Linked DNA regions of Mus musculus: all the other regions are linked to region 3. The links are chromatin loops, found by intact Hi-C in ENCODE. Cell type or tissue: left cerebral cortex. All regions are shown on one strand.

The links. Peaks named below come from ENCODE experiments on the same cell type or tissue, not always from the same donor. Only the 100,000 strongest peaks of a DNase experiment are listed, where the experiment ranks them.
Region 1: it touches region 3 in a loop (6-fold over the local background); 17 of 42 quality-filtered maps call a loop at or near these places.
Region 2: a loop joins it to region 3, with 5 times the contacts of the local background. A loop is called at or near these places in 13 of 42 quality-filtered maps.
Region 4: it touches region 3 in a loop (4-fold over the local background); 6 of 42 quality-filtered maps call a loop at or near these places.

Annotation. Positions count from the first base shown.
Region 1 is chr13:43,196,676-43,204,675 of GRCm38, forward strand. It overlaps Gfod1 (glucose-fructose oxidoreductase domain containing 1), which reads right to left. Exons shown (of 2, transcript NM_001033399.4): 2 at 1-4,569. The coding sequence ends at 3,650. Among named protein-coding and RNA genes, the nearest start is that of Gm40929, 29 kb to the left of the region's middle. In left cerebral cortex, CTCF peaks have their summits at 759 (motif pointing left), 3,282 (motif pointing right), 4,615 (motif pointing right) and 6,695; DNase peaks (open chromatin) are centred at 704, 3,275 and 4,547; H3K27ac peaks cover 4,338 bases.
Region 2 is chr13:43,226,674-43,234,673 of GRCm38, forward strand. The region is part of intron 1 of Gfod1 (glucose-fructose oxidoreductase domain containing 1); the gene reads right to left. Among named protein-coding and RNA genes, the nearest start is that of Gm40929, 59 kb to the left of the region's middle. In left cerebral cortex, no CTCF peak of the experiment used is centred here; DNase peaks (open chromatin) are centred at 746, 2,125, 3,762, 4,639 and 1 more place; H3K27ac peaks cover 6,574 bases.
Region 3 is chr13:43,299,820-43,307,819 of GRCm38, forward strand. Gfod1 (glucose-fructose oxidoreductase domain containing 1) reads right to left here and starts at 4,353. Exons shown (of 2, transcript NM_001033399.4): 1 at 3,426-4,353. The coding sequence starts at 3,678. Gm52047 (a long non-coding RNA gene) reads left to right here and starts at 5,665. Exons shown (of 3, transcript XR_003950636.1): 1 at 5,665-5,911; 2 at 6,537-6,643. In left cerebral cortex, CTCF peaks have their summits at 4,468 and 4,667; DNase peaks (open chromatin) are centred at 2,644, 3,127, 3,380, 3,390 and 5 more places; H3K4me3 peaks cover 5,206 bases; H3K27ac peaks cover 4,832 bases.
Region 4 is chr13:43,362,436-43,370,435 of GRCm38, forward strand. It overlaps Sirt5 (sirtuin 5), which reads left to right and starts at 3,100. Exons shown (of 9, transcript NM_178848.3): 1 at 3,100-3,109. In left cerebral cortex, CTCF peaks have their summits at 3,027 and 4,234 (motif pointing right); a DNase peak (open chromatin) is centred at 3,098; H3K4me3 peaks cover 1,259 bases; H3K27ac peaks cover 1,029 bases.

The DNA of each region.
Region 1 (8,000 bases), 100 kb before region 3:
CCAGAGTCACAGGCTAGTCAGAGTGAAAGTTCACATCCAGCAATAGGACAATAGCCTATGAGTAGAGTGGGCCTTGCGTTCTTCTCAGGGTGAATACCTGGCTCTCTGTCCCCTAGCCTCCAGAGATGCATAATTAGAGATTGCCCTTTTGTTGTTGTCACAAGGTTTTCTGAATACTTTCAAGATTTAATTGAGGTTGGAGGTATGGCTGAGCGGTAGAGAGCTTGCCTGCCATGCACAGAGCTAGGGGTTCTATCCCTAACACATAACACATCTGTAAAATACGGGTCTTCCTGTGACAGCTCAGCGAATACTGTCCGGTGCAGTGCAGGTCTGAGCTCATCAGCTAGGCAGCTTAATGGCCTGGATGAGCCTCCCTTCCCTGTGTGGTAGCCCTGAAGGTACAAGACGTCAGTTACAAACTGCAAATCAGGAAAAATGGGCTCCCCAACCCTGAATCTAAAGAAGTGGGTGGCCATGGCCATTGTGTTCCTCCCTTGGGTGTCTTCTTCCTATGCCCCACAACCAAGTCCAAGACAGCCAATGATGCTTAGACAGTCTCCAGCGCCGAGGGCTGCTGAGTCACTTAAACATCAACATGGGAAAGTCTGCTTAAAAGCAGCTAAGTGACATTTCCATCTGGGAAGGGGGTGAAAAACTACATTTTCTGCAGCTGTAACTGCCAACCTGCTGGCATCCTGCTCAACTGTGGCTGTTGTGGACCCCAGGCCACGCCTCTTATACTGTTGCTCCTTGAGGTGGGAGCACGCCCCCTACAGGGCTCCATGAGGAATGCTTTCCCGGCCAGAACAACAAGTACAGACAGCGATTTGCTCACTCATTGTGTGGCTTTGGGCATGTCACATCTTCATGTATACATAGAGGGAATGAGACAGTACCCAATGCTATCTTTGTAGATGATGATAAGATGTATCTACAAGACTGTGTTCGGTGGGTGAGCCGGGTGGCACTGTACCTTGAGTGCTGACGAGACCTGACCCAGAGATGTGCTGCCAGGAAAACTAAGATGCAACTTTACCACTGAGAATAAGTCTTAGAGGAACTGACAGTGACCACAGAGGAGTCCTAGACTCTTAACTTGGCAGATAAACCCAGGGCATTCCCATACATGTGTGTGTGTATGTATCTATACACACACACACACACATATTATATATATATATACCTGCTTTAAAATCTCTGGGAACCCTGGCTTTTAGTAGAGACCATCAGCAGTACTTATAAAAGGATGGGAGCGAGCAAGGTGAGGGGAAACTGACTGGAAAGGCTCCTAACAGCCTCTGTAGGCTGGGTTATTGCCAGGACTTACTTAGATCCAAGTTGTTCTGCAGAATGTTGTCAAGAGCTTGGGGCTTCAGCCTCACACTGCTCCAGCCAATCAAGAATGTGCACATGGAAAGGCAGGAGCTGAAGGAGCATGAAAGAAGCCCCTAGCCCTGTGTGCCGCCATTTTTGCTTTCAGAGAACTGCCTCTCCATCTGTCCCACTCGATAGAACCTCAGTATCCTTACTGTTCTCTCATGCTTCTTCCAAAGAATACATATTCTTTCCATAGCCCCCAGCCTCAAATGGGAGTTTTTGTATAAACCCTGCATGTGCATCACAGAGCTCCAAGGCCTCTAAAAGGAAAGCTCTCAAATATCCTGGAGAGAGTAGAGAACCCAGAAATGGAATGCCCACGCATATCTACTTAGGTAAATGACTTAGAAAAATGAATTTCATAGAGCCACCCACCATGCCCCCCAATTTCATCCCTAATCACAGCTTTTTTGGGGTAGCTGGGATGGGGGAATTACTGACTCGGGGAGCAATTTAGGAGAGCAGGGATCCCTAAAAACGTCTATGATGTGGCTATGTGAAGAGTGCTGTTCTGATCCAATAACTGCAAACCTGGAACACTATTCATGAGGGGTGGCAGCAAATCAAAGCCTCGGAAGGTTTCAGTTGACTGACTTTACCACGTTGTATGATGGTGGGGGGGGGGCGAGGGGGGCTTCCTTAAAGGACAACACCTGCCTCTTTACACTAGCGAAGGACCATGATTCTGCTGGTGTGTGTGGCCTCCAATATGACTGTCTCTGAATTACCAGGGCCCCAGGGAGGAACGCTGACTGGACTCAGGCCGACTACTTAGAGTCTACATAGCCAGCTTCAAAACTGCCTGGTGAGGGTTGGCAAAGCCAGCCAAGGAAAAGGCAACACTCCCATTTTCAAAATGTATGTGACTTGCTCTTTCTCTCAAGACCAGACTCGAATGTTTTAGTGATACTTGAGGAGAGCAAACATTTACAAAGGCGTGTCTACCTATGTGACAATAGGCGTTGTCTCTGTCTGTCTGTCTGTCTGTCAGTTAGTACTTGGTCATCTCTAGTTTTAAATTGGGGGGGGGGACTAGGCAAACAGGAGGGGAAGAAAAAGATAGCTTTGTTTGTTTTTTCCAACTTGAACCTTCTCTACCTATGTACAGACCTCTCCAGGCTCTGTATCCCTGTTTTAGAAACACTGAGGGCTATGTGCCCTGTTGGCTTTTTGTTTTAATACCTATTCAGAAGTTTCCAGCTGTCAGAATCCTGAGAGCCAAGGCCAAAGGCAAGGAAAAGAGCCTTGAGTCTTCTTAAAGGGAAAGGGACTCTATGGGGTGAAGCCACAGGCTTCTTGTTTAAGTCTACAAAGCTGGCCGTCCTAAATGTCTTTCTTCAGCTTGGCAGTTGGAGCTTACAGCGACTCTGGGGCTGGCCTCATGTTTCCTTCTTTTGGGGCGCTCATATTGCTACACCCAGGGTTGCAGGCGCCCCACCCAGGCAGGCAGCTGCAGTTTTAAGCCCATGCCACATGTAGCGGTTCTCAGCGCTGCCTAGAGAGCCTCTTGGCAGAACTGTTGATCCACAGCCACCCCTGCTGAAGGAGGACTCTGAAGTAGCTCATTGTAGCTTGTTTGCCATCTTGGTCAGCTCAGAGGCACAGCTTGCCGCCTCCATGGCTGCCCGTTACTCTATACTGCACTAACAGCAACGAGCCAGGTAGGTATCTAATGCTTCCTAGAAGACAGCAACCAAGGGAGTGGTGCACTTTTCCTGCAGGTTCCTAAAGCAAAACACACAGTGGCTTCCCGGAATTACAACTTTCTCAAAGGCTCGCCCTTCCCACCCCCACCCTCACCTCCCTCCACCAAAAACCAAACCAAAAACCCTATGTAGGCATTTGATGAAATGCCCTCTCCTGCCAGTGGGGGGCGCTGACAGAGAGCCTAGCTCTGGCTGAGCTCCTCATTTGATACACAGCCTTGGCTTGCAAAGAAGGCCAAGGTCTGTGGATGGATGAGGTAGGGCAAGGGGCAGCCCCTCCTTGCTTCTCACAGTAATGGACTGCAAAGGTGCTAGTTAAACATACTTCCTCTCATCAGATACCCAATTAAGATGGCACGCCTTTCTGAATATGACATCGGCCCACCACCATCACCTGTGACTTGGGCCCTCTACTTAGGACGGGGACCACCCTACATGCTGTGCATTCATGCTGCCCCTTCCATAATCCCCACCCACGGCCACCCACGGCCACCCACTCCACAGTGCATTTCCTCCTAACTGGCCCCACGCAGCAAACAGGTCAAGTCCACCAGGTCCCAGTGCTAACAGTAAAGGGACATCCTGCTTCTGCGCATGGCCTCACTGATCAGGTAGGCAGGGCTCAGCTCTGGCTCCTCGGTCATGATGGCGATGTTCTGCCACTCTCCAGTCTGGCTGGACCTCTTGATGGTGTCTACCACGCAAAGAGCGTACAGGCAGTCGTCGAAGGTGGCAGCCATGGTAAGAGGCCGGCCGTCCCACGTGCGCCGGTCATCTTGATCCTGGAAGGCCTGGCGCACTGCCTGCATCATCTTCATGGTGCCCCGCAGGTAGGGCGAGGGGATGTCGCTGAATGCCTTCTCAGGCAGCAGGGAGTTGCTCACGGATGTAGTGTCCTGAAGCAGCAGCTCCTGCTCTGGGGCGCTATTGCGCTGTCCATAGAGGTCGGTGCCCACCGCCAGGAGCCGCCCAGCGGAACCCACCACGGTCACGTCCTGCTTGAACTCTCCAGGCACATTGAAGTTCAGGGTAACGGTGCAGCACACTCCACCCTCCAGCACCATCTGGAAGGTGCAGAAGTCATCACTGGTGATCTGACGGATGCCCTTGATGTGGTCCGTCTGCTTGACAAAGGTCTTGAGCAGCCCGTGGACCTTGACAGCCTTCTGGCCCGTGAGGAAGGTGAGCAGGTCAATGATGTAGGTGCCCACGGAGTGCAGGCCGCCACCACCCATCAGGTCGTCGCAGCTCCAGTTGTATTTCTTGCCCAGCAGACTACCGCTGTGCACCTGCACCTCGCACACCAGCAGCTCGCCCACGTAGCCCTCCTCAATCAGCTGCTTCATGCGTACGAAGGCTGGGAGGAAGCGCAGCACGTTGCCCATGATGCTCATGAGCTTCGGGTAGTAGTGGGCCGCTGACATCATGCGGAAGGCGTCCAGCGGCGTGGCGGTACGGTCACAGATGACATTCTTGCCTATTCCTGGAGAGAACAAGAACAGCAGATCAGTGGCCCTGTCTGGAGGGAGCCGCCGCTAGGGGGCGCTGCGGCCACCGAGGGAGTACCCGCTAGAGGAGCCCTCTCAATTCTCCAATTGGACAAGCTAGCCAAACAAATGTGACTGTTGCAAACTGCAGAAAGAAACACAACAGATACCCACATATATGCACACACCTAGTTGTAGCCCTTAGTGACAGCCTTAAGCATACAGAATGCCTGAATTTTCTTGCCAGTTCTGAAAGTTTGGCTGTCCCCGTCTCAGGACGGCACCGGCCTTTGTAACTCCTAGAACCCAAGTGAGGATGGAGGCTCTGGCGGAGGGATGAAGTAATGACGGTTTGTACCACTAGATGCCATGTACCCGTATCACACAGTGCTCTGACAACAGGTCCATGCTTGCCAAGGACAGATGCTCGTGCAAACAGATAATCCATACAAGGTTGAGTGACCAATACAGGCAGCATCTGCATTACACCTGTGGACTATGGGCTCTGGCTACACTCTATGCTATACCCTACCTCAGAAGCCCCCAAACAAACCATCTAACGGACATCTCTTCCGTTGTACTCTACTGGCCATGTGAATGAGGCTTTTCGATTTTTTTTTTAATTGTGAAAACTATGAAAGAAAGCCAATCCACTTCAGCACATACAGCCCAAATGAGCAGTGAAAGGGTGAGCTTTGTTAGCTCAGCAGACGAAAAGACTCTGGTGAATGCGCTGGGAAATGGAGGGTGAATAGGTACAGACTACTACCCCCATGCTGAAATCTGTGGATAGTGCCTTGTGGATACAATGTCTCTTCCTTTGGGGTTCTGATGCTTGCTGTGGTCTCAGAGCCTTGGGTTCTCATTCCTCAAGGATAAGAACTAAACGTTGTGAGTCTTAGGCCCACAGCCAGAGTCTCCTGCACATATGGATACCCAGTCCCAATCCCCTGCTTACAGCCTGTGATGCTTTGCAGATGGACTTGGGTAGCAGCCCTTGTATACTCTATCCTTGAATACCATAAGCAACCTCTAGAAATCAAAGAAAAAGGAATGTCCAACACACACAGTTCCTGCCCCAAGGGTGCTTTGTACATATTATTTAACATAAAAACCCTGGGAACTGTGTAGATGGCCAAGAATGGGCAAGAAAGAGTGTAATCTTCAAAGAGAAGAGTGAGCACTCCGGACACAGAAGCAGGCGAATCTCTGAGTTCGAGGCCACGCTCGCCTGCAGGGTGGGTTTCAGGACACCCAAGGCTACACAGAGAAATCCTGTCTGAAAACGAAACCAAACTAACAGTGAGTCATGACGGGAGATGGCACCCACAAAGACCATTCAACGACAAAAGCAAGATGACTGGGATGCAGTGGTACATGAACAGGCTATGACTTCATCTCTCCTTAAAGAGACAGAAACGAGCTGGAAGGGAAACTTCACGACTCTTAACTCTGGTTGGCCTCTCCTCCTCTTTCATAGTGCTAGGACCTGATGATCTTTTTTTTGTTTTTGTTTTTGTTTTTTCGAGACAGGGTTTCTCTGTATAGCCCTGGCTGTTTTGGAACTCACTTTGTAGACCAGGCTGGCCTCGAACTCAGAAATCCGCCTGCCTCCCAAGTTCTGGGATTAAAGGTGTGTGCCACCACCGTCTGGCTAGAGTCAGAAAATCTTAATGGGTCCTTTCTCACTGACATAAAGTACCCCCCAAAGACTTGTGTATGTGCCTTCTCCCTAGGGAAAAAATGGGAGAGCCTTCGCTGCTATTCCAGATCCTGGTGGTAAGTCTACCAGGTGAGGTGTGGTATAGCATCCTCATGGGAAATGTATCTTTCCTCAAAGGCAGAGGACCCCAAGCTTTGGGACTGCCGACAGTCTTCCAGAACATTTCCACTGCAGCAAACTCCGCAAAGGCCCTTGGAGCAACAACACATGGCTTCCCTCTTTCCACGTGGACACAGTAAAGGGCAAAGCAGATGAAAGGCAAACGAAGTGGCTGAGAGAAAGCATTTGTGTTTTTGCCAGTCCCAAACATTTCTTGAGCTCCAAGAGAGTGCTCCATCAGAGTTCTCCACTGTTAACAGCAATAGGAGCGGGCAGGCATTCTGCGAGTCCACGGCAGCTGTGACAGATACCAGCCACCAGGAGCCATCATGCTACAGCTCCAAATTCAGCAGACTCACTGAGGGACCTGTCCCCGTGCCCAGAAATGAATGTCTTGGGACATGGCCACATCTGTCCATGCAGTCCTGTGTGACCAAGATTGGATGGTAGAGAACACATTGAACTGTGCCGGGCTCCTTAACTGTCTTCTGCATGGACCGAGACCTTAAGCCAGACATGAGACCTCTGTAGCTAGATTAACTTTACTTTTAGGACCAAGACATTAACAAATAACGTGAGTGCTCCCTGGTTTTTAAGGAGAAAGATGGAACCTCCCCATCTATGCGTGGAGCTGAGGCTGGGAGACTGAGAGGCGGGCATGGAGCCTAATGGAAGATAAACATACTCTCAGCTGTGGGGGGAGGGCCTTCCTTCTTCCTCACAAGCAGCTTGATGCCCTCCTGAGGTCTCTCATGGGAAGTGGAAATGAGGTTTCTTCCATCCCACTGCGTGTGTTTTCTGTCACTGGGCTCAATGCCCATGGCCTTCACAAGGAATTAATGCTACAGGGGGAAGATTTTTCCAACCATGAGATACGAAAGCCCTTTTGTAAGCAGCTAGTTTCCACATTTCCTCCAAGCTCAGGGTCTCTCAAGTTGTGACTAAGTCCCAGTCAAGGTTTTGGCCTCCCAGAGACCAGAACTGTGGGACTGATTCTCCACGCAAATATTGCTTCTGCATCTTGGGAACCTAGGTGATAAGTTTCCCATGGACATACTAAGGAAAGATAATCACTCTCCGCTCTCCCAGGGAGCAGGCAGAAGGTGCGGCCACCCAGTAGCCAGGGCCATCCCAGGCAGAATCAGCCAGGATCTTCAAAGCATCCTTCCCTGCCGGCATTTTTCCAACTCTATACTCCTTATCTAATCAGGGTGGAATCTTCGAGACCGATGCCGGGTTCCCACACCTCCTCCTGACCACCCTATTTGTGCTGACAGCCCCTTATCCTCTGGAAGCTCCTGGGCAGCTGTGCCAGCAGACTGGCAAAACTCCCAAAAGGCCTTCTTCCATCAGATCCATCAGATAGGGTCCCCCTTGTCTGAGGATAAAAGAGAAACCCTTTCTGCAGCTAACTCCTCACCCTAACCTACACCCTGACCCTTGATCTTGTCCGCAGGTAACTCCTTAATAGTCTAACCCTCCAATGCTCCCAGACTCTGGGACTGACAAGATGCATAGGGGCCCCCAATCCAATTAGCAGAGGAAAAGAGCCAGGCTATGAGTGCTTGCTTACAGGATGCAGAGGTACAAACAATGCAATACAGC
Region 2 (8,000 bases), 73 kb before region 3:
ATGCTGAAAACCAAAAGACTCTGTCGAAAGAAATTACTAGTGCATATTGGAATGCACAATAAATAACTAGAATGGTGTCCTGTGCCGATGGGTCAGAAAGCAATGTTACATGGTAGCATTCCCCAAGCTGGTCCATAGATTCACTGCAGTGCCTCCCTGCTAATTGACTTTATGCAGAAATTGATTAAAATGGTTCTAAAATTCATATGAAGATTTTAAAAAAGGCATGGAATAGCAAAAAAAAAAAAAAAAAAAAAAAAAAAAGAAATCTTGACAGAGAATAAAGGAAGAAAACCTGTGTTTTGTTGTTTTATAGCTTACTACAAAAAATGCATGTGCACAGCTGGTGTAGCACATGCACAAAGATGAAGAGAAGACCCACTATGGAGAACTGGGTTTATGAATGTATACGCAAATCCTGGCTTTTGTGTTCCTTTTGTTTTTCATTTTATTTGTTTTGTGTGTATATGAATGTGGGTAAGCACAAGCCATTGTGTGTGTGTGTGTGTGTGTGTGTGTGTGTGTGTGTGTGTGTGTGTGTATGTGTGTGTGTAAAGGCCAGGGAGGGAGAGCCAGTGGGAGTTGGTTCTCTCTTTCTACCATGTTTGGTCTGGGGAGACAACTCAGGACATCAGGCCCATTGGCAGGAGCCTTTACCCACTGAGCCAACTCTACAGTACTCATCTCTGACTTTTTAAATAAGGCTGCCAAGAAAACTCAGAAGAAAAAAAAATAGCATTCTCAATATACAGTGCCAGTAAAACTCAATAGCCATATGCAGAGGAAGGACCCTGGGCCCTTCCTTACGTCATATGCAGAAAGTACTTGGAATTGATCAACAAGCTCTATACTAAAGTTGATGCTTCATACTCTTGGAGAAAACCACAGTAGCAAACACTGAGACCATGGGGGAAAGAAAGCCCTGTTTAGATATGACAGTAAATACAAAGGAACAAATATTGGAAGGAAGAAAGGAAGGAAGGAAGGAAGGAAGGAAGGAAGGAAGGAAGGAAGGAAGGAAGGAGAAGAAAGAGAAGGGAAACTGGACTTCTTCAACGCAGACAGTTTGTACTTTGAAGGACATCGCCAAGAAAACATAAAGCAATGGGAGAAAATATTTGCAAATCATATATCTGAAACAGAAACAAGTGTCCATAATATGTAAATCCATTTACAGTTCAACAATTAATTGAGCAAAGGGCCCAAGTAGACATCTCCAAGAAATGCCTGAAAATAACCAATACATTTGCAAAAAGAGGTTCCCCAACTAGTCATTCGGGGAATGGAAATCTAAAGACAATGAGATATCAACTTACATTGACTATGAGGACCAAAACAACCACCACCAAAACCCAAAACAAATCCCCAAACCAGAAAGCAGCAAGTGTTGGCATGGCAGGACCGGATAGTGGTGTGCTTGCTTTTGAAAACAATCTGGCGTCTCTCCAGAAGTTACCCATCCTGAGACTCTATAACCCACTAATGGCATCCCAGGGTATCTATCCAAAAGAACCTAAAGTTGTTCTCTAACACACATTTTTTTGCACAAGTGTTCACAGCCACAGTATTCCTCAGAACCAGCTTTGAAACAACCCCCATGCCTATCAGCCAGGGAATGTATAAACAAAACAGAGTTTATCTACACACTGGAATGCAGTCGGCCACAGAAAGCAATGAAGTTCTGATGTTCGCTACAGCGCAGATACATTTTGGAAATGTTATGACGTGGACGAAGCCCAACATACTCGCAAACCCACATGTGGTATGATTTCACTTATGTGAATTCAATTCTTCAGAGTCAGCAAACCCATAGAAACAGAAAGAAATTAGGGTTTTCCTAGGCTTTCAGTAGAGGGGATCTGAGAAAGTAATTGATACTTGGTATAGGGTTTTATTTGGGGAGGATGATAAAATATCCATAATTCTAGAATCATGGTGATGGCTGGAAACTGAAACTCATTTGAGGGGACAGAGGGAGAAATCAAAAAGCTACAGAGAAAACATAGCAAAATGTTTGAATTTTTCACACTTTTTAAAGATCTACTTTTATTTTAGGAGTGTTTAGCTTGTATGTATGTCGGTGGACCATGTGTGCAGTGCCCACAGAAGCCAGAACAGGGCATTGGCTACTCTGGAAGTGGAGTTATGAATAGTTGTGAGTGGCCATGTGGATGCTCAGAACTGACCCCTGCTCTTCTGGAAGAGTAGGCAGCTGAGTGGTCCGCCTTCATGCGTGCAATAAGTGTAAAATATACACCAGCTCTTCAAGGGATGGTTTGAATGACACACACATAGATCTCAAATGTTTATATAATTACGGTTCATAAAAAATTGGAGATATACTTGTTTAAAGACAGAGTATTATCAAAAGAAATCCATTTGGCTACCTACTGGGACTCAGGCCCATCTCTCTAGGCCCCATATTTTCATTAAAAAAAATTAAATTTCAGGAGGTGAAACAAAATAGTTGGGAGCCAAAATCTAATTCTAAATGAAATTTGGAATAAATTCCCACAGAGTTAGAAACACTGACTACCATTTAATGCACCGGAGAGGGCTTTGTAAGATACTCTATAAACCAGCCAAGGGGGTCCCCGGGTGGGGAATGTCTTCCGGGTACAACATTTTCTTTTGGGGCTGGAGGATGGGGACCCCAGGCTATGAAGCCCAGACTGACCTCAAAGGTGCCGTCCTGACTCAGTTTTCCAAATGCTGGGGTTACAGGTGTGTGCCACCCCAGCAAGTTAGCCCTGCCTTCTACCCAGGCAGTCACAAAGTCATCAGCTCGGTAAACATGTAAGTTCACCCCCTTCTTGGAATGGAGAGAAATCACAGCCAGACAGCCAGCAAGACAGAGGGACTTGCCCAAGCCTCCCATCTTTCACAGGGGCATCTGTAAGGACCCAGTAAGGCAGTGTAGAAGAAGGCTTTTAAAATTCTTGTGATCAGAGCACTGGCATCTAAAATATGTCGGCCTCAATCTTGCTTCGCTTTCTTGCAGTGACCAAACAAGACCTTTAATTTCCTGAGCCCCAAAGGGTCGCCAAACAGATTTCATTTGATAATACGCCATCTTTAAGCCAGTATATCCCCAATTTTTATGAGCATGTAGCCATAGAAACATTTGAGTTCCACATGTGTTATTCAAACCATCCCTCGCTTACACTTACTGCACTTGAGAGGGTGGACCACTCTAGGGCTCAGTAGCAAGTGGCTCCCAGACAGGACAGCCCAGATGAGGCACAGGCTTGTGCTACGTGACCTTGAAGGGGGAGATAAGGTGATACAGGAAGAAGAACAGCACACCAGAAGCTGTTCACATGTCATCTCTGTGGCAACCAAGATTACCGTTATCTTGCTATCCTAGAAGGTGGGGAAGGAAGAGAGGTGTTGGGGCTTTTGTCCATGCAGGGGTTCCTCCTTCTCTCATTCCTAGTCTCTGAATAACCAGAGTGCAGGGGACAAGGGCAAAGACAAAAGAAGGTAGATAATAGAGCTTCAAGCCCACCATTCCCAGGCTAGCTGCACTTTAAGCCCCAGTCTTCAGAGTACTGAAGGGTCCTGGGGCCAGGAGTTTGGGAGGGCTGGGCAGCCTGCTTCCCATCCTCCAGTCCTCTATCCTCAGCTTCTGGGGCAGCGTTCTCTATCTCCACAGAACAGGCCTCCTGCTCTGCTATTCCCGGCATACTCTGTTCTCCCAACTGTGATATTTTGGGTCTTTTTGGCAGGAGGTGGGGATGGGCAGGGGTGGAAAGAACCCCCGAATGTTCTCGCACAGACATCTGGTGCTTGGATTTTGCTGGCTCCAGGGACCGCACTATAAACCCACTAACACTAATTGCTTTCCTGTCTGCCTCCATTTCTAGTGGAAATAAAATGCCTCTCTAGCTAATGGAAAATGAACCACCCATGCGCTGATTTACCTCCTTATGTAAGGGCTCATGGCATCTGCTCTTCTCCCCTGGCCCCTGTCTTCTCCAAAGCCCTTAAGGCTTCTACATGCACAGAACAGGGCTCTAGAAGAGTACCCTCGTGCCTCCAAGGACTATAGAGCTCCAGTCCTAACCTATGCGGGCGGCAAGGGAAGAGGAGAGGGCAGAGGGAGATGGGAGAGGATCTTTGTTTTAAATTCTCACTCCTAGGAATATTTTTTTCTATCCTTATTTGATGTTGAATACAAAGGCATAACAATGTTTACTGACTGCCCTCTTCCAAGTTCAGCTGCCCTGAAAAGGGGGAAATACCAGAAATAGCTGAAACTGAGGTTGAAGAAAATGTATTGATGTTGGTGACAGAAAAGACCTCGATGACAGATCTGTTGCAGTTGGCTGCCCCGTTTTAGGTCTCACTACAGAACGTGGGGATCAATGATGAGACACCCCTCTCCCTACCACCCTGGCTATCCCCACCCCCATAACCCACTCCCTTCTCCAATAACAAATCTGCTCATTTTCAGCTGCCAAAAAATATGAACTACATTTCCCACTTGCCCTTGCAATAAATAAGAATGAGCATGGGTCTAAGTTCACGTGACAAGGGTAACATGGAAATGTCCTATGGGGCAACACTGCATCTCCCCTTTTCCTGTTATAAATTCCACCAAGGGTAAGGTACTGAGCCACAGAAGGCAGGCCACACACTAGGGAGGCGGGGAAACAAGACAGAATCCTGATCACAGGCACTATGGAGCTGCCTGTCACACTCTTACTGAGGGACTACAACATGCAAGAGATGGGTCTGGATCATGGGCACTGGAATTGTATCCTTGGATTCTGTCTCCTGAAGAGAAAAAAATGACCCTCTTGAAATAGATGACACCCTTTGGCTTCCCCCCTACAGCTAGCATCTAGCTCTTGTCCTCCATTCCTAATGAAGAGTCTTACCCATCCTAACGCCTTAGCTGCTGAGACTGTATCAACCTCATGGCCTCCTTCATTCCCTCAACTCTCTCTACTCCCTCCTACTTCAGGGCTCCCATGAGAGCAGTACTCCTTGACTGGACCCACTCCGGCATTTAGAATAAAGGTTCATGTTAAAACCAAAGCCCTTTTTTGATGTCTCTTTGGGCTGCCTTTGAGGTACCCAGTTAAAATGACCAAGACAACCAGAGCTTATCTTAGCATCCAAACCTTCAGAGCCAAGACTGAGTTCTTCATATGAATGCTACCTCCTGACCATCTCTGAAGTTCTAGCAAACACAGAAGGGAACCGAGATCAAGTGGATGAAGAGGATGAGCTATTATTACAACAGGACTCTGTTGGATGCCTTTGTCTGAGCCACTGGGTTTCATTGGCAGAGAATTGCAAACACAAGCCCTTTGTTTAAGGTAGCTGGTGATGGAATAGGCCGGGGTTGGCTCTAGATCTTCCTGTTCCTCTCTCTCCCCAAGCTCACACAACTGACTTTTGGAGATTGCTCAACCCAGGAGTAGAAGTTCATAGAGTTTCTACTCTTGGGCCAGTTCCCAAAGGATAGGAATGCTTGGCTTGGCTCCCAGAAAAAAATCTCTGAAGCTGCCAAAGGTATGTGAGAACTGGTCCCTTCCCCACTAAACACGGCAGAAGAGAGTGGCCTGCAGCCCTGTCAAGTGGCATTTGTCCCCCACGTGGAAAGCACGGAATGAAATGACAGGTTCTCTCCCCAGCTCCAGAAATAGCTTCCTGATCAGGGCACAACTGCATGCAACCTTGGGCCAGGCTGTGGCGGGCAGAGGTCAATGTCCCTTCCAGCTGAGGGCGGGACCCAGTTCTAATTGTTTTGTTTGAACTAATTAAATTTGCTTCACAACATAACCTGTGCTTTAGCTTGGGTGGGGAGGCCAAAGGCTCCCCTGGTTCACCCCTATAAGTGTCAAGGGTAGATAAGGGAATACATTTGCTCTCAAAAACCGAAGTTAATTTCTAACAGAAAGTGTCTTTTGTTTGTTTTTTTTTCTGTCGAAGCGGTTAGCCTCTAAATATTTGTGTTAGCCTGTAACGACCTGCCCAGGTGGCCTGACAGGGAGAATTGCTCTGGAAAGGAGCGGGGAGAGCCACTCAGTCCCCAAAGGAAAGTAGGCTAGTGGGTCGAGATAAAAATCCAACCAGAAGCAAACAAAAGATCTAATACTCACAGGCCCAGCGAAGCCCTCAGGCCTCCATCCTCAGAGACTTTGTGGCTGACTGCTCTCAGGACTCTTCCCTGGTAAAGGGAACCTCAGGCCACTGTTTGCTTCTAAATTCATTTATCTTGGAACCTTGTTTGTTTTTAAAGAAATGACACATTTGTTTTTTTTTTTTCTACCCTCTCTTTTAATTAAGCAATGCAAGCAAATTTGAAGGAGAAAGTTCATAGTCCCCAGATCCCATCACCTAATCAAGGTCTCAGCATTAGGTTTTTTTAAACTGGAATTCCAGTGCTTCTACCTCCATGACCCCTAGGAAGATGGAAAGATTTACAGGCAGAAGCAGTTTTAAAGGGAAGATAATATTTTTTTCTCTTTAATAAAGTCTGTCATTGGAACCTGGGGAAGTAAGAAGCCAGCAGAAGAATCTGCAGGATTTCTGAAACCGTGCAGAGGTAGACATTCCAACCAGTGGATCCCAGGATAGCTCTGAATGTGTCCCGACACACTTGTCAAAAGGCTGAACAACATGTCATGTCCCCCCAACCCCCACCCCCACCCTCCAAATCCTCCCCAAGACTTAAAAGTCTAAAGCTTTTTTGTGAACTGGCAAAATTCTGAAAGTGGCGGGGTAAAGGTCACAGCCAGCTGAGGTCATCAGACAGGCTGGTAAAGGGAGAAACGAAGCCCCAGGCCCCAGTGATTTGAAAATATTTTCCTTGGCATCTCTAGCAAGATGCCTGAACTTCAGATAAATGTCGCAAGCCATGTCAGAATCTGGATCATAATGGTGCAATGCTCTGCTCTAATGATGTGGGGCTCACCCTCTGCGCTTGAATGGCTTATCTGACTTTTTCAGGGAAGCCTGTCTCTCTAATAGTTGGGAAATCCTTACAACAACAATCACAAAGAAACAGCACCAAGCACTCCCATAGCCTGGCAGGAAAGAAGTAGAGAATGGCTCATGAGACTCCGGGGATGGACCAGGGTAGACTTAGTCAATTTGGATGGGAGAAGAGAAGCTAAAGAGGAAGGAGAAGGAATTCAGGGCAGAGACCCATTCCTAACCTTGGCCCTGAGAACGTAAGCCTTCCCTGCCTTCCCTGACTTATTCTTCCCTACAATGTTCCCATGTCCACTGGCTGTGTCAGCAAAGCAGAGAGTCAAGGACATAGTGGGATGTCTTTCAGCATCACAAGGAACCCTGACCCAACTGCATGGCGAAGCCTGAAGTTCTTTCTAGAAGAATCCATGACACCATGAACAGCCTGGTATATGTAGCCCACATCTTGTTACTGCTTCCCAGAGCAATGACAAACAGGAGGAGGTCCCGGGTCAAGGAGCCAACTCTAACCCTGATAGGATCCACCAGTGGTGGCTGAGCCTGCCTCCTTTCTGTGCTGACCAGTGGACATGTGGTGGTCATTTTCACTCCGATGTAGTCACATGACCATCAGAAAGATTCACTCTTCCAGGACCTCTGGCCTTACGAGAGTATTATCTGAGTCTACAAGAGGAGCCAGGTACCAGTGTGGAAGAAGGGCAGCTCAATACATCCTTCTTACCAACGGGTTTGGGCTAAGCCTCTCTATAGCTGGCACCAGTGAAGCTCTCATTACCTATGAGAGACTTGGGTGAAGCTTCAACTACAGAGGCCATATGGTAATCTCAAGACGCACGCTGTTTACAGCGTGTGTGTGTGTGTGTGTGTGTGTGTGTGTGTGTATGGCTCCTTTGAACAAACATATCATCAGACCCGGATCTGAGAAGCCATTGAGAGTTCTGTCCGCTTTTGAGGACTATGTAGGTATACAAGGATGATCAACATGGCCATGTTTGCTCGGCACTGTTCAGGGGTGAGTGGTCTCAGTGGCATTCATTATGTTCCTGAGAAGT
Region 3 (8,000 bases):
AAGGATGAACCCACTGAGGTGAGCCAGGTCCCAGAAAGGATAACAAAGACAGAAAGATTCAGGAGATGGCATTAATATGGGGGAACCAATTCCAAGGGTGGGATAGAAAGCAACACAGGACACACACGAGAGAGAGAGAGAGAGAGAGAGAGAGAGAGAGAGAGAGAGAGAGCTGTCTCTGACAGAAGGGAAGGAAAGCTTAGGAGGTGGCAGAAGAAAGGGCTGGAGAGGGCTGCTGGTGGACTCTAGCTGTATGGTCCTGGGTAGCTGGAACTCGGCTCTCCAAATCTGGGTACCCTCATCTGGAAAATCAGCCAGATGTCTACCTTGGATACTTGCCTCCACCATGTTAAAATGCTTTATACACAACCAACTACCACACTGGCTGGCCCACAAGAGGTTCTCGGTTATAGGCAGCCCTAAATGGCAAACAAACTGTGCGTGACAGAAATATCTCTACAGCAGAAATGCCACAGAGGCAGTGTAACTGCCCTGAAAAGAATGAACACAGTCTAAAGAAACACCCTTTACTTGGTCTCTCAGACTATTAAAACAATGGACCCCAAGAAAATGGAATCTCCCCCCTCTTCTGCCCCACTCCCACCCCCCAGCCCCCCAGGAATCTCATGCTGGGAGAAGAGAAAGCTTAAAGCTTGGGACAGCCAGAGGAAAGGTTTTATTCCAGGTAAGTGATTTGCAATTTGTCAACCCACCTGGCAGGAGGGTGGAGCCATAACAATGTGGGGCGGCCTGCACCTGAATAGGAACCGCTCAGCCACCCGTCATTCTGAGCCTCTATTTAAACCTCTATTGCAAGGTCTCACTTGAAGACCTTGAAAACCGACTGGGAGGGTCACTGGGTCCCGTTTGTCCCTCTTCTCAAGGTTGAATAAGTCTCCTTTTCTGCTATTAATGTGTCTGTTTAAATGGGCTTATGGTTGAACCTGGCTTGCTGAAGCATACATATAGACTGTCCCAAAGTCTGGTAGCAGTAGGACTCTGAAGGGAGTTTCTGGAAATCAAAGGAAGGTGTGTACAATGCCACCGGCTCAATTTCACTTATCTGGTGCCTTCTCCTTATCAGGTCACAACGTGGACTGAGCCATGGGTCAGGCTTGCTGACAGTGGAGAAAGGAGGACACTTCACCGGGACTCATTAAAGGGATGGCTCTCTTCAGTCCCAGGCAAACGCTCATATGTGCAAACCTCCAGCAGCCAAGGCCAGCCTGATAACTGTTTGGGGTTTTCCACTTCCTGTGTTATGTGTGCAGAACCTCTTAACCGTGACTGAGAAGCCAGTCAGGAGCAGCCTCGAAGGTACAATCGAAAGAAGCCTCCTAAGTCTGCAGTGAAGTCTTAACACCTGTGCAACCATTTTGAAATTCAGTCCAGTGCCTCTGCATTTCCCATAATCACGGACTGCCTTGAATCTCGGGCAAACAAACTCAAAAGGAAAGGAAGAATGCCTACAGCCCACGGTGAAAGGATAAGCCCAGGGCTGTTCCCTTCTCACACTTGGTAAACCTAGCTAACAGAGCCTCCCATGCTTTTGCTCTGAAGAGGAACTAACTTCAGCCCTGTCAGTACAAAACAAGAACTTATATGGATTCTCTTCTCCAGTGCTGAGAGTTGAAACCAGATGCCCGTGCCTACCAGTCAGGTATTCTACCATGGTGCAACACCCCAAGTCCTCACACAGGCAACATCATCACCACTGCCGCCACCACCATCACAGAAGTATCCAGAAAAGTATAACAATGGTCCACATCCCTAAACGCTTCGGCGGCCAAAGTATGAGATAAAGGCTGGAAGTGTGGCTCAATCAGTGAAGTAGTTGCCTAACAGGCAAGAAGCCCTGGGTCTGATCCCCAGAACCAAATAAACTAGGGATGGAATCTCAGCACTCAGGAAGTAGAGTCAGGAGGATCAGAAGTTCAAGGCCGCCCTCAGCTAAGCAGGGAGTTGAAGGACAGCCTAGGATACACGAGACCCCGCCCCAAACAACAATGATAGTAAGTACCAGAGACCATCAGAGCATTCTTGCTCTGTAATTGGTATCCCCCTGTTGTGGGGTTGCTCCAAGGGCCTGTCCTATAGAGATGCCACCGGAGAGGGGAGAAGAATGCTCCAACAAGCTTTCAAATCGGACCAGACCCAAGCCTTTAGCATAGATGGGGCTTAAGAGGAACCCATGGTATAGAAATTGCCCTAATAGGTTTTATACTCTAACTTTTTAATCGCCTACTTGACAAACAAATCCAGTGTAAACAACTAGTATAAACTAGCAGTGAAACAGAAAAGAAACATTGGCTAAAAGTCAATAGAATTCAGTTCAAAACTAAAGAAGCCAGGCTCCAAAAGCCAGAAGCTTAATACATTAAATACAGTAAAGAAAAGACCGGTAGCCCCTACGTTAGAATTTCTCCAACCTAGTTTGTTAGGAGCTTTTTCTCCACTTCAGTAACCCTGGCTTCCAAGGGTAAGTATGAAACGCCTGGGAATAGCCGAGCGTGGTTGGTTTAGGTATGGAAGGGAACTGCTGATGAACAGACTTGCTCAAGACACTCGTTTGAGCCCAGAAAGAAGCCCCAGCCTGCTTGTAAACACAATGTGTCTCTGGAATATTCCCGAGGCAAAATACGGAGGTGCCATCGCACGTTTCCAAAGGAAACTGCAGCGTCTGGCTTCCCCCTCCCACCCCGGCCCCCTCCACACACACAAAGCATCCTTGCCTTTGAAACCACAATTTTCATCTCGGAAGAATACAAGGTATATAATTCTCAACTAGAGTAGACACCCACTCCTGGGAGACTGTGCCCAAAGGTTAAATTACAATCTTTACTAACCTCTGACACATCTGAGAGTGTTCTGATAGACCCGCCCACTCTCACTTGCTTCCTTCCAGAGCAGAAGAGATAATTCCAGCCAGCTGTCAGTTCTCTAATCTCACAGTAAACTCACTTACTGTGGAGGGAAACAAAACGATCCAAACTGGGTGCCACAGCTGCTCACAAACAGGTACACCCAGGAAAAACCCTGCCACCACGTGTGCGGCCCTTTATTCAAGGGTTCCTGGCCACGCGCTCTCCTTTTCCAGACGCACGCGCACCCACACACCAGAGCACTAACTAACGTATACAGCTGGGTACCGAGTTTCCCTCCTGGAACAGCAACCGGTCTTCTGTATCTGACCCATTCGGTTCCTATACCTAGAATCCAAGCCTATTCTAGCCTCCGCACCACACACGTGGGGATGCGCTTCCAGCTGGTATCAGGAGCGAAGCGTGGAGGTGGGGGAGGCCACCGACTGGAAAGGGGAAAGCTGGGACTAACAAGCTTGGGTTTGGGATTCCTGGGATATGTCCAATTGGAGAGAAGCGAAGAGCCGAGCTAAAGAAGAGAGGGCTGGGGGAGGGGTCGCTCACCCAGGGTTTTGACAGCGATCTGCCTAGTGAGCGGCGGCGGCAGGTTGATGCACACCAAGTCCACATCCTGGTGCAGGAGCACCTCGTCGATGCGGCTGGTGTAGAAAGGAACGCTCATCTCCTTGGCCAGCTCCTCGGCTTCTTCCTGCGTGCGGCCCCACAGCGCCTTCACCGCGAAGCCCTCATCTTTCAGCAGCGGGATGATGACTCGGGCTGTGAGGCTGGTGCCGAACACGCCCACCCCGGGAAGCATGGCTGCTCAGGTCCGCCCGGTTCTGCTGCTGCCGGGATCTCCAGTCGAACACCGGCGCACACGCCTCTCCGGCCGGTCCCGCAGTCCCCGGCTCCTCGACCGACCTCGCTGCGCTGCGCTAGCCGCCGAGCCCCGGGCAAGGCGCCCGAGTGCGGTGGCGTGACAGCGCACCGAACCACAGACCCTGCAGGCTCCGGGAGCCTCAGCGCGGTGACTGCTGCAGTGCCCGCCACTCGGGGCTCGTGTCCTTCCCGGAGACAGCGGCAGGGACTCCGCCAGGACGCACGAGGCCCCGAAGCCCCGTGGAGCCCGGGCTCAGGCAGCGCTCCCGCCGCAGCGCCGGCCGGCTCCGTGCGCCCCGCGGAGGCCGCCCCATGGCCGGCTCATCCCGGCAGAATCTCTCTCCCGGATGGCGCTCCCGCTTCACCACCCTCTGTGGGCTGCGGATCTTCTTTTTCCCCAAGTCCTTGGTAACGAATGGAACCCAGAGGCCACCCGGAGGCCGACTAAGGATGAGGCTCGTAGTGTACCAGGCGCCGATCCCGAGCAGCAGCACCGCAGCGGCGGACACCACCCGGCGCCAGGCTCCTCATTCTGCTGCCATATTCGCTCGCTCGCAGCGCGCCTTGGGCGGCCTCGGCCCCGCTCGGGCTCGGGCTCCGGCTCCGGGATCCCGCGGGTACGAGGGCGGAGTTGGCGACTTTGACTGTCAGCGGCCGGGGTTCCTGCACCGCCCTTGCGGTAGCGCCGTGCTCCATTGGCCGCCAAGCGTCGCCCCCGCCCTTGTCTCCGCCGCCCAAGGCACTCGTTGCGCTCAGCGCCCGGCCCCTGGAACCCGCTTTGACTCCTCCCCGGCCCCGCCTGTCTCGCCTGCTGCCCCCGGGTGGCTTCCCTTTCTCTGCGCTCTCCGCCTCCGCGGCCGCCTCCTCCTCGTTGTGCTCCAAGCTCCGCCCAAGCAAGCAAATAAATCTATCAAAGCAGGGCGCGCCCTTAATAGGCTAGGACTGGGTTCCTTGGAAAAGATTGGCGGATGCTAAGACCCCGGGGAGGCCGGAGGACCCCACGAAGTGTGAGCAGCGTGGTTCACAGTCTCCTCTCCCGGATATTTTTCTGTGCTCGCCACTGCTCTAGGAAGCTGTCCAGGCACTTAACCCTGAGGTTATTGGAAACTCGTTTCATTGATGAGAAAGTGAGCTCTGAGGAGGTTAAGGGACTTGCTCAAGGTGACACACATGAACAACAGTGCCAGGATCGGAAGGCAGACACCAGCATCTCGGCGCTGAACCCCTAGAGTTCTGACTCGCAAGTGTGCCAGCTCCAATCCCAAACCAACTCCACTCCTGAGGAGGCTCCACTGGTCACCTACTCCATGCTTGTGCCCATGTGGCATGGGCGACCTCACCCAGACTCCGCAGTGGCTGTGGCACGTGTGTCTAGAGTCTGGTCTTCCTTGTTTACTTCTGGCTGCCTGCCACTCCTGGCCACTGCCCTCTGTCAGCTTCAGTTCCCTGGCACAGCGCTTCTCCTGGCCTTTAATACATCTGCAGTCAGAATGCTGGGGACCATCAGTCCGAGATGCGTGGAAAGCCCTAACTGCGGTGGTGACTGAGTGAGCGTCTGATGGCTCAAGATATCCTCGTCACTTATCACGGGGCCTAAGGAGATAGTAGGCACTTGTCTAAGTACACAAATGGATGGATATTCACCACCTGTCACATTGTGCCCTCTTCGTACTGGGAGGGAGGAGTCAATGCCAAAGGGCAAGTGGACCTGCTCTTCTAGCTCAGTGTTTCTGGAAAGGTGAGGTTACTACTGTCTATTATGTTCATCCCTGGCCTTTAGCACTCAGAGGAAGAGACACGTGTCCTGCTTCAACATAAGCGTGGAAAACATGATACATCCGAGTGTTTAAAGCAACTGTAACAACTGGCACAGAGACGGGGCTCTTGGAGAGAGCTGTACACACACACACACACACACACACACACACACAAAGGCTGATGTGGCAATGGGAGGAGGCAAAGTTGACCTCAGGACGACATTATTAAAAAGGACAAAGTGCTCCGGGATTGGCAACAACCTGAACAGGGTCAGACAAAGAGCAGACAAGATATGCCTGCTGATGGTTAGCTGAGAAGTGCCTAAGGAAAAGGAGGCGTGCAGCCATGGCTGCCAGGGTGCTGCTTTGGAGCAGAGCGAGAGCCACGGTGTGCCGCCCCTGGACAGGTGCAAGGTGGGTGACTCCTGGCTTGCAGAGTCAGAAGCCAGAGCTGACTCTTGGCTCTGCCATTTACACCCTGTGGGACCCGGGACAAATGTCTTCTCTGTGTCCGTCTGTAAAGGGGGACAATAGCTAACACTAGAGAGGACCATGTGATTTGACAGTCGTGACGTCCTGAGAAGGATGCTCCCTAGAAAGGTTCTATGTGATATATATGCCCTCTATTTTGATATTTATTTTTATTACATACATTCTATTTGAAAATAAATGTTAGGCCATGTATATATCCTGAATGAATTCCGTTATGCTCTTTTATGTTGTTTGGGTTTGTTTGTTTGTCGATTTGGGTTTTTCCTTTACTATTGTTTCTATGTATGGGTGTGGGTATATACCACATGAATGCATATACTCTTGGAGGTCAGAAGAGGGCATTGACTGGATCTGCTGAAGCTGGAGCAGGAGCTGCAGGTGGTTGTGAACCATTCTATATGAGCATCAGAGACAGAACTCAAGCTCTCTGAAAGGACAGTGAGCACTCTTACCTGCTGAGCCATCTTTCCAGCCACTGTTTGTTGTTTGTTTGTTTGTTTGTTTTTTGGTTTGGTTTGGTTTATTTGGGTTTTTGTTTTGTTTTCAGATGAGGTCTCATGTAGCTCAGGCTAGAATCCAACACACTATCCAGAGGAGGACGATCTTGATTACATTCTGATCCTCCTGTCTCCACCTCCCAAGCCTATACCACAGGTATGTACATATATACACCTTCTCAGTCCCCTGTAACAATACCATTCCCTGTTATCCACAAAGGAGGGAAGATGGACTTTTATGCATGTCTTTCAAAGAGAGGCTGCCCTTTGAATGCCCCTGCTGGAGCATTTAAGTCCGGGATATCAGTAGCTAGACACTGTCCTTGCTGGTCTGCCTGCTTTCACTCTGTACTCTCTGCTCAGTAGCCAGAGAGAGCAAAGCGATCTTTTGAAAGGTGAGTCATCTCATGTCCTACAACGACAATGGATTTGAGTGACACATATATTCCAAAGTCCTTAGGGAACCTGAACAACCCTACGTAACCTAACTTGACCTCACTCTGATCTTGCATACCTTAGTATTTAACCACTTCCGGCTACAGGCTCTGTATTCCAGCGCGTTGGTCTCTTAGCTCTGCACTGTGCAAGCTGAGTTTGCTCTCATCTCAAGGCTTTTATATTAGCTGCTCTGCCTCACACACATGCACATGCACGCACACATACACAGGCAGACAGACAGACAGACAGACAGACAGACAGACAGAGGCCTGCTGCTCACTTTTCTCTAGCTTGTGCTCAGATGTCCTCCTCCCCTTAGGTCAGACCTTTCTGGCCACCTCCTCTAAAGTGCCCTCCTTGTCACAAAAGTCATCCTTTATCACTGCTTTCCCCCCTATGTCGACTGTTTATCACCCACTTGCCTAATGGACTGCAGACTCACTGAGACTGGAAGGATGCCTCAGGTCTCCTTCACTTCTGAATGTCTGATACCTGTGGCCTTTGGAAGCTTACTAGGGTTGGATAAGTCATCAGAGCAGAGCACCATGATTGAATTCTGGAGGCTTCGTAGAAGGAGCGAATGCCAGAAGAGTCTGTCCCGTTCCAGTGATGCCTCGTACCACTCTAGAACATTGCTAGCAGAGCAGCATCCCCAGACATGGCCCTTACCCTTGGACCAAACCCTGAGCCAAGACAAACCTCTTTTCTTTATGTTTACCCATTATGTGTCATTGTGTTATTAGCAAGAGAAGGCTATGATTGGGGATGCTTAACATTTTTAGGACTTAGCCAGGCATATACACAACAGTGATTTGGGCATTGGAAATGTCGGACTGCCTCTCCCTCAGATGCTAACCTTAGGAGACCTGTTGGTTTGGGACATAAATTGAGACAACCAGGCAGGGGCTGCCAGGGCTCATGTGGGTGTACATGAGGCCTTTGAAGTTGAAGAGGAAAGCTTACAAACACATACAGACTGAAAAGAGAACCAGACTTGGGTTTCAGGTGGCATACTGGAGTTAGAAGCGAGAGTTTTCTAGACTGATGGAGAATATACTTAAGGTGGAAGGGGAGCC
Region 4 (8,000 bases), 63 kb after region 3:
AATGGTTGTGTTTCTGTCAACCAAACATCCACACCGTATTAGTACGGCATCCTCGGCTTCTTTTCTATTTTATTTCTCCAAGACAGAGGGCAAAGGATCGTGCTCAACCCGAGAGGCACTCCTCTGTCAGCAGTTGGCTTGGCAGTGTTCCCTGAGCGCTTCCAAGTGATGGATAATGAGTTACAAATATCTCTCTCTCTCTCTCTCTCTCTCTCTCTCTCTCTAAATTTAATTTAATATTTTTCCATTTGTTTTTTCAAAATAGGGTTTCTCTGTGTAGTGTGTAGCCTCTGGCTGTCCTGGACCTCTGTAAATCAGGCTGGCCTCAAACTCAGAGATCTTCCTGCTTTTGTCTCTGCTGGGATTAAAGGTGTGTGCCACCACTGCCTGGCTATGAATCCAGTTCTTTTAAAGACTCTGGAGGCCCTGGAATAGTGTCTCAGAATCCAAGCACTGCAGAGTTCAATGAGCCAAACACTTTAGTTTTATATCAGCCATTCCCACTTTCTTTTTTCTTTTTCTTTTTAAAAAAGATTTAATTATTTTATGTATATGAGTACACTGTAGCTGTACAGATGGTTGTGAGCCATCATGTGATTGCTGGGAATTGAACTCAGGACCTCTGTTTGCTCCAGGCCCCACTCAGCCCTGCTTGCTTCTGCCCAAAGATCTATTTATTATTATATATAAGTACACTGTAGCTGTCTTCAGATACACCAAAAAAGGGCATCAGATTCTATTACAGATGGTTGTGAGCCATTATGTGGTTGCTGGGATTTGAACTCAGGACCTTCAGAAGAGTAGTCAGTGCTCTTAACTGCTGAGCCATCTCTGTAGCCCCCCAGCCATTTCCATCTTCCTGTATTGTCAAGGGGCAGAGTCAAAAACAATAAGTATACAGTGCCTGGAACTGTGATCCCCCAAACCTCAGAACCACCATGGATTCTCTCTCAGCTGCTCAACATGCCTTCTTTTGTCTTTCCTTAGAAAGGATTGCTTTTCAGGGGTCTGTAATCTTTCCTGCTTGTGAGACTCTTCTCTATTACCCTCCCAGATCCCCAGATGCCTCTTCTGGTGGCATCTTTTACCATGTGCACCTATCATGGTATGGATGACCAAGTCTGAAGTCTGACCTGAGTTAAGTCTGAGCCTGGAAACTTACCACAGCCACTGCCATTTCTTGTCCTCGGACACTTTTTTGGCCACTGATTCCAAAATACCGAGGAAACATTGTAGCTTAGATTTTTTCAAAACCTACTTTTAATCAGGGTTCTCAAATGCTTTGACCCTCCTTCTAGCCCACAGTTCAAAGGTTGGGGAGAGAAAAATAGCAAACAAGACAAGGAGATGTGGACCTGTTTAGAAGTGGTTCTTTGGGGGTGATTCCAATCACTATTGTCAGGACACCAGCAATATAGTTCTGTAGTGTCAGGATACCAAACACAAATCAACAGTGGCAGCAGGATCCAGCAGAAACCACCAGGCCTACACCAAATTGGATCAGCTGGGACACCGGGAAACGTTCTTTGCCGTAACTCCATCAATGAAGCAAAGATCAGCAAAGGCTGGAGACCAATGAAGCATTGCAAAGCTAGCTAAGCAAGCATCTCACCCCATTCTGTTGAGTCCTATTTATACTCTCTTCAAAGCTCTTGGTGTCCTTCCATGGATCTTGCCTCAGCAAGACACCATGTGAGTCTGCATCACATGACACTACCTGAAATTTCCACTTCAGACCATCTCTTGTGTGAGGTGAGGTTGGGAAAAGGTGGCCTTTCCAAGCCTAGAAGAAAGGTTAGAGTGGCCGGAGCATCAGAGCTGGGATGTGGGGGAAGTCTCCTGGACTTTGATGAAATACAGCGTCTCAAACAACAATATGAACTAACCAGTACCCCGGAGCTCTTGTCTCTAGGTGCATATGTATCAAAAGATGGCCTAGTCGGCCATCACTGGAAAGAGAGGCCCATTGGACTTGCGAACTTTATATGCCCCAGTACAGGGGAACGCCAGGGCCAAAAAGGGGGAGTGGGTGGGTAGGGGAGTGGGGGGGGTATGGGGGACTTTTGGGATAGCATTGGAAATGTAAATGAGGAAAATACCTAATTAAAAAAAAAAAGAAAGAAAGAAATGGCAGACCCCGTGGGTGATGGAGGGCTACATATGCAATAAGAAGCTGAATGTCTCTCCCTGTCCTCCACGTATTGATAGTAAAGAATTAACGTGTGTGGCAGTTATTGTCACAAGCATGAAAAGCAACTGAAGAGCTGGAGATGTAGCTCAGTGGTAGCGTGCTTGCATAACACGAGAAAGGTGCAGGGTTCAACATCTCCAACACCAAAAGAAGAGAAGAGGGGGAGGGGGAGGGGGAGGGGAGAGGAGAGGCGAGGAGAGATTTTTTGTTTGTTTGTTTGTTTTGTTTTTTGGTTTCTCTGTGTAGCCCTGGCTGTCCTGGAACTCAACTCACTTTGTAGACCAGGCTGGCCTCAAACTCAGAAATCCGCCTGCCTCTGCCTCCCTAGTCTAGTGCTGGGTTTAAAGGCGTGCGCCACCACGCCCAGCGACATTTGAGTTTTAACCTGGGAAAGATAAATGTGAACTGTTTGCTCCCAAATTCTCGGATTATTTCCCTTTCTGGTTCCCTGGCTCCATCACCAATTGAAGTATTAGAAAAGCCATGCTGATGAGCCTGACCAGAGAAGTCTGTCCCTAAAGCTAGTCGATCTTGCACCAGCAGTAGTGATCATAACCTCTAGGTTGTGTTGGAGCAGTTTGGGCTAGCCCGGAACCGACTCGCCAGGCCACAGATTTTCAGGGGAATCGACTCTGATTTTGCTAAGCTCTGTGCTGAAATTGCATCCCCCAGTGTGCTCAAGGAGGCCACAGAGCAGGCGGTAGGTAGTTCTTGACCTATTTGGGCAGTGGAATGAGCCTTGGAAGGTCACAAAGACACATGCAAGTCGCCTCTCCTTCCACTGACTCGTGGTCCCACCAATAGTATGTCGCGCTCCGGGTCTCCGGCAGGGGCCGCTGCAGCCAGGGCTTGGCACCAGGACGTGGAGCGCCCCGCCCCAGGCCTCTCCTGCTCCACGGTCCCCACCGCTTTTTGCAGGTGCGTGTCTGGCACTGGTGGGGGTCTGGGCTTTGTTTCGGCTCCGCGCGCCCCATCCCGCGCATGCGCGATGGGGTGCCGGTGGGGTCGGCGGCGACGCTGTGGTTGGCTGGATGGGCCAGGCGTAGGAGTGAAACCTAGGGGAGCAGCTGGGCCCGGGAAGGCAGTGACCGGAAGGAAGGGCACTTTGGCTAAGGTGACAGGGACGGGTTGTAGTGGTGGCGGTGGGAGTGCAGAAAGGGTAGGATCACGACACAACCTGAAGGTGGAGCCGGCAGGATGTGGTGATCGTGGCAGCAGAGAAAGGGGGAAAGGTCAAAGCGCAGCCACGAGCCGGGAGGATGGTGCCCCAAAGTTTTTGAGAGGGGGGCAGGGTTGGGGGTAGCGCACTTTTCAACTCTGGGAAGATGGGAGCTCAGGAGCGACAGCTGCAGAGGTGGGCCGAAAACCCTCCGAGGGTGGGGGCTGGAGGGTGGGCACGCACGTGTTGGGAAAGGTGATCAGCTGGGTTCCAGGCTGTACCCTTTAGGTTAGAAGGCAGGTAGCCCTGAGCAGGTATGAGCGGAGAGGGTTGGTGTCAAGGCCTGGGACTCTTGGGGTGCTGATCTCATTTGGGAGCTTTTGGTGTCCAAAAAGTCTTTATGGAAGGCCTGTGAACGTTTCTGCAGGACAGTTGCCATGCACTCTGCCCTGTGCCTACTCCTGCATTTCAGTTGGTAGTGTATATTGCTGGGCTGCAGTGGGGACTTTTGATAAATGCATGGATTATATATAAGAAGAGATAGCTAAGCTGATTAATGTGTCTGTCATCTCGAAATTTTTTAGTAAGAACCTTACGAGTTCACTCGTTTTAAAGTTTTGAAATGTGCATCACTTCATTATCAACTTTGGTTGCTGTGCCCTACAAAAGACCAGTCAAACTTGCCCTTGACAGACATCTCCATGCCCCCATCTTGTTCCCCACACCCAGCCTCTGGTGACCACCATTCTGTTCCTTTCTATGCTCCTCGTGTGAAATCGGTCCACCTGCCCTGCTCTGCTTAGCTTATTTCACTTAGGTTAGCAGGGTCATTTTTTTTTAAAGATTTATTTATTATATGTAAGTACACTGTAGCTGTCTTCAGACACGCCAGAAGAGGGAGTTCTCCTCACGAATGGTTGTGAGCCACCATGTGGTTGCTGAGATTTGAATCCAGGACCTTTGGAAGAGCAGTCGGTGCCCTTAACCGCTGAGCCATCTCCCCAGCCCGAGAACTTGTTCTAATATTGTATTGTGTGTGCACAGGCTACACTTGCCTTAGTCCTCTGTTGATTGCCACCTAGATTGTTTCCATGTGGGTAACACCAAAATTAACATCGAAGTGTAGATACCTCTCTCCTGCCCACATTGACCTTCAATCCCTTCATAACAAGCTCGGAGGGGCTTGCTAGAGTACGTGCTAATTCTGGTTTGAAGTTGTTGAGTGATCTCCATATTGATTACCAAAACCGCTATGCTAACTGACATTCGCAGTATCTCAGTTCCTTTTCATCCACATCCTTGTTAATGTTAGCTTTTGTCTTTTTGATAACTAGCCAATTCCAGCAGATTTGTGCTGATAGTTCATTGTGGCTTCATTCCATGGTCCCAGTGTCTTCCTTTGAGAAATACCCACTCAGGTACCCTGCTCAGTTCTAAAAGTAGGTGGCTTTCTTGCCACTGATAGGCCTTGGTGCTCTGTTAAATATAAGCCATGCCATAAAACACCATCACCAGGTAAGGTTCCATGTGACCACAGTGAATGAGGACAAAAATCCAGACCACTCAGTAATCCTGTCTAAGTCACGAACCCAAAAGCCTGCTGCTTTTCAAGAATCAGATGACCAAAGCAAAACATTCCCACACATAAAACAAATAAACCTAAATAAAAACATCTCACAACTAACACCCTTTAGTTTCTCCATGATTTGTGCTGCCTGGAAGACACTGACAGTCCACATAAGATATTCACTCACATAGATATTGAAACCCTGGCTTCCCTTCATATCTCCCTATATACTATTTCCTACCCACACCTAATTCTTTTACTAATTTCTTGTGGATTCATAATTTTATGCATCCTAATAAGTACCAAATTCTTGTCATCCCTATCTCTCACTAATTAACCTTTCCCCTCCAGCAATGTGTTCTGCTGATCTCTATCCGGTGATATAAAACTCTCATTCTGACTTCTAAAAACTGGTTACATCCTGACAGTGGTGGCAAGCGCTTTTAACCGCAGCAGTAGGGGAGGCAGAGGCAGGCAGATCTTGGTGAGTTCAAGGTCTAGTCAGCCTGGTTGAGTTCCATGACGGACAGGAAGGGCTACATGGAGAGACCCTGTCTCAATTAAATAAATAAATAAATAAATAAATAAATAAATAAATAGTCAAAGTGCAGAGAACACACAGTTTGCCCTTAGTTCCATTTTTATCCCTGTGACTACATACCTTTCCAAAACAACTTTCAGAAGGAGGGGTTTGTTCTGGCTCACAGTTTGAGGGCCAGAGCATCATCACTGGGAAGGCATGACAACAGGATCCGGAGACAGCTGGTCACACCACATCTGCAGTCGGGAAGCAGAGCGGATGAATGCTGGTACCCAGCCAACTTTTCTCCTTTTTCATTTTTAAAGATATATTTATTTTATGTATATGAGTATACAGTCGCTATACTGTTCAGACACACCAGAAAAGGGTCTCGGACCCCATTACAGATGGTTGTGAGCCACCATGTGGTTGCTGGGATTTGAACTCAGGACCTCTGGAAGGACAGTCAGTGCTCTTAACCACTAAGCCATCTCTCCAGCCCGCTTTCTCCTTTTGATTCAGTCCAGGACCCCAGCCCATGTGACCGAGCCGTCTTCCCTCCTCAGAGGCCCCCTCAAAGATGATCTCAGAGGTGTGTTTCCATGGTGATCTAAATGGAGTCAGGATGACAATGAACATAACCGTCCCACAGAACTAACATTTTTGGGGGTGGGGAGGGAGGTGTTCGAGACAGGATTTCTTTGTATAACCTCGGTTGTCTTGGTACTTGCTCTGTAGACAAGGCTGGCCTGGACTTCAGAGATCCAGCTGCCTCTGGCTCCTAAATATTGGGATCAAAGGCATGTGCCACCACTGCCCAGCTAGCCCTAACCATTTTAAAGCCACTGTATAGTCATAGTTGGTGGCTGGGACATTCTTCCCCTGAACTTCATCCTTTAAAGCTAAAAGTTTTTACTTGTTATTTGTAAATAGACCTCAGATATAGTCAAATGAACCCTTTGAGTTTAGAGTTCTGTAAGTTCTGATAGACATGCCATGTAACTGTCACCATGATCAGGACACAGGACACATTCATTGCTCCTGCTTTCCTACGTCTGTACCTCCTCTCCTTCCCTAGTCTTTATTTATTTTGGCATGTCATAGGAATACAACCATGAATTCTGTACAAAAATTGATGTGTATGTGAATATATATATTTGTGTGTGTGTGTACAAATGTATATATGAAGGCCAGAGGCCATTTTTGGTTATCTTCTTGTATTGCTAACTCGTTTAAATTTTTTAAAAAACATGTATGTGTGGGTGAGTGAAGGTCAGGGGACAGAGGATTCAATTCTCTTGTGTTCACACCACAGCACACTGTGAAGGTCAGGAGACAGAGGAGTCACTTCTCTTGTGTTCACACCACAGCACACTGTGAAGGTCAGGGGACAGAGGAGTCACTTCTCTTGTGTTCACACCACAGCACACTGTGAAGGTCAGGGGACAGAGGAGTCACTTCTCTTGTGTTCACACCACAGCACACTGTGAAGGTCAGGGGACAGAGGAGTCACTTCTCTTGTGTTCACACCACAGCACACTGTGAAGGTCAGGGGACAGAGGAGTCACTTCTCTGTGTTCACACCACAGCACACTGTGAAGGTCAGGGGACAGAGGAGTCACTTCTCTTGTGTTCACACCACAGCACACTGTGAAGGTCAGGGGACAGAAGAGTCACTTCTCTGTGGGTGCTGGAGATCATCACCAGGTCACCGGGCTTGGCGACAGGCACCATCTCACTGGTCCTTCACTTTTGGAGGCAGGGTTTCTCACTGAACCTTGGACTTGAGAGTTTGTCTAGGCTGCCTGGCTGGCCATTTCTATCCTTTCTCCACAAGCTCCCTCCCCTCAGTGATGGTGCGCGGTGGCACACACCTTTAATTCCCAGAGCTTGGGAGGCAGAGGCAGGTAGATTGCTCAGAGGTCTGCAGAACAAGTTCCAGGGTAGCCAGGGCTCCACAGAGAAAAACTCTGTTTTGAAAAAAACAAACAAAGAAAGCAAACAAAACACAAAAGATTACCTAGTTGGCTTGTGGGCTCGGCCATGTGTCTTGACTCTGGTCTGGGGTGAGAGCGTCCCTCAGACTCTCAAATGCTACTTGCAGGTGTGCGGCCCCAGTTGAGGAGCCCTACAAGTCCAAGCCGCAGTCCAGTGGATAAATGAAAACAACCAGGCTAAATGTCTATCGGAGTTAAGGGTGTCTTTTTATTTTTATCTTTCTTTCTTTTATCTTGTTTTTGTTGTGGTGGTTTTTTGTTTGTTTTGTTTTGTTGAGACAGGCTCTCTCTGACCTTGAACTCCCTCTCCCCCCTCATCCACCATGTTCAAGGTATTCTTAACAGTACAGTCCCTTGCTCACAGTGACCTATGACCTCACTCCAGGGTTTTTTTTAGCTCTACTGGTGCAATGTTTAGTTCCATGTTCAATAAATCACAAGATAAGGATCCGGAGCGTAGGTCCCGACCGCCCGGGACAATCAAAGCCCTGGACTTCACCCATCTCCAAATGCCTAAAAGATATTTCTCTCCTCGGGGTGGCATACAGGCTTGTAATCTCAGGCTT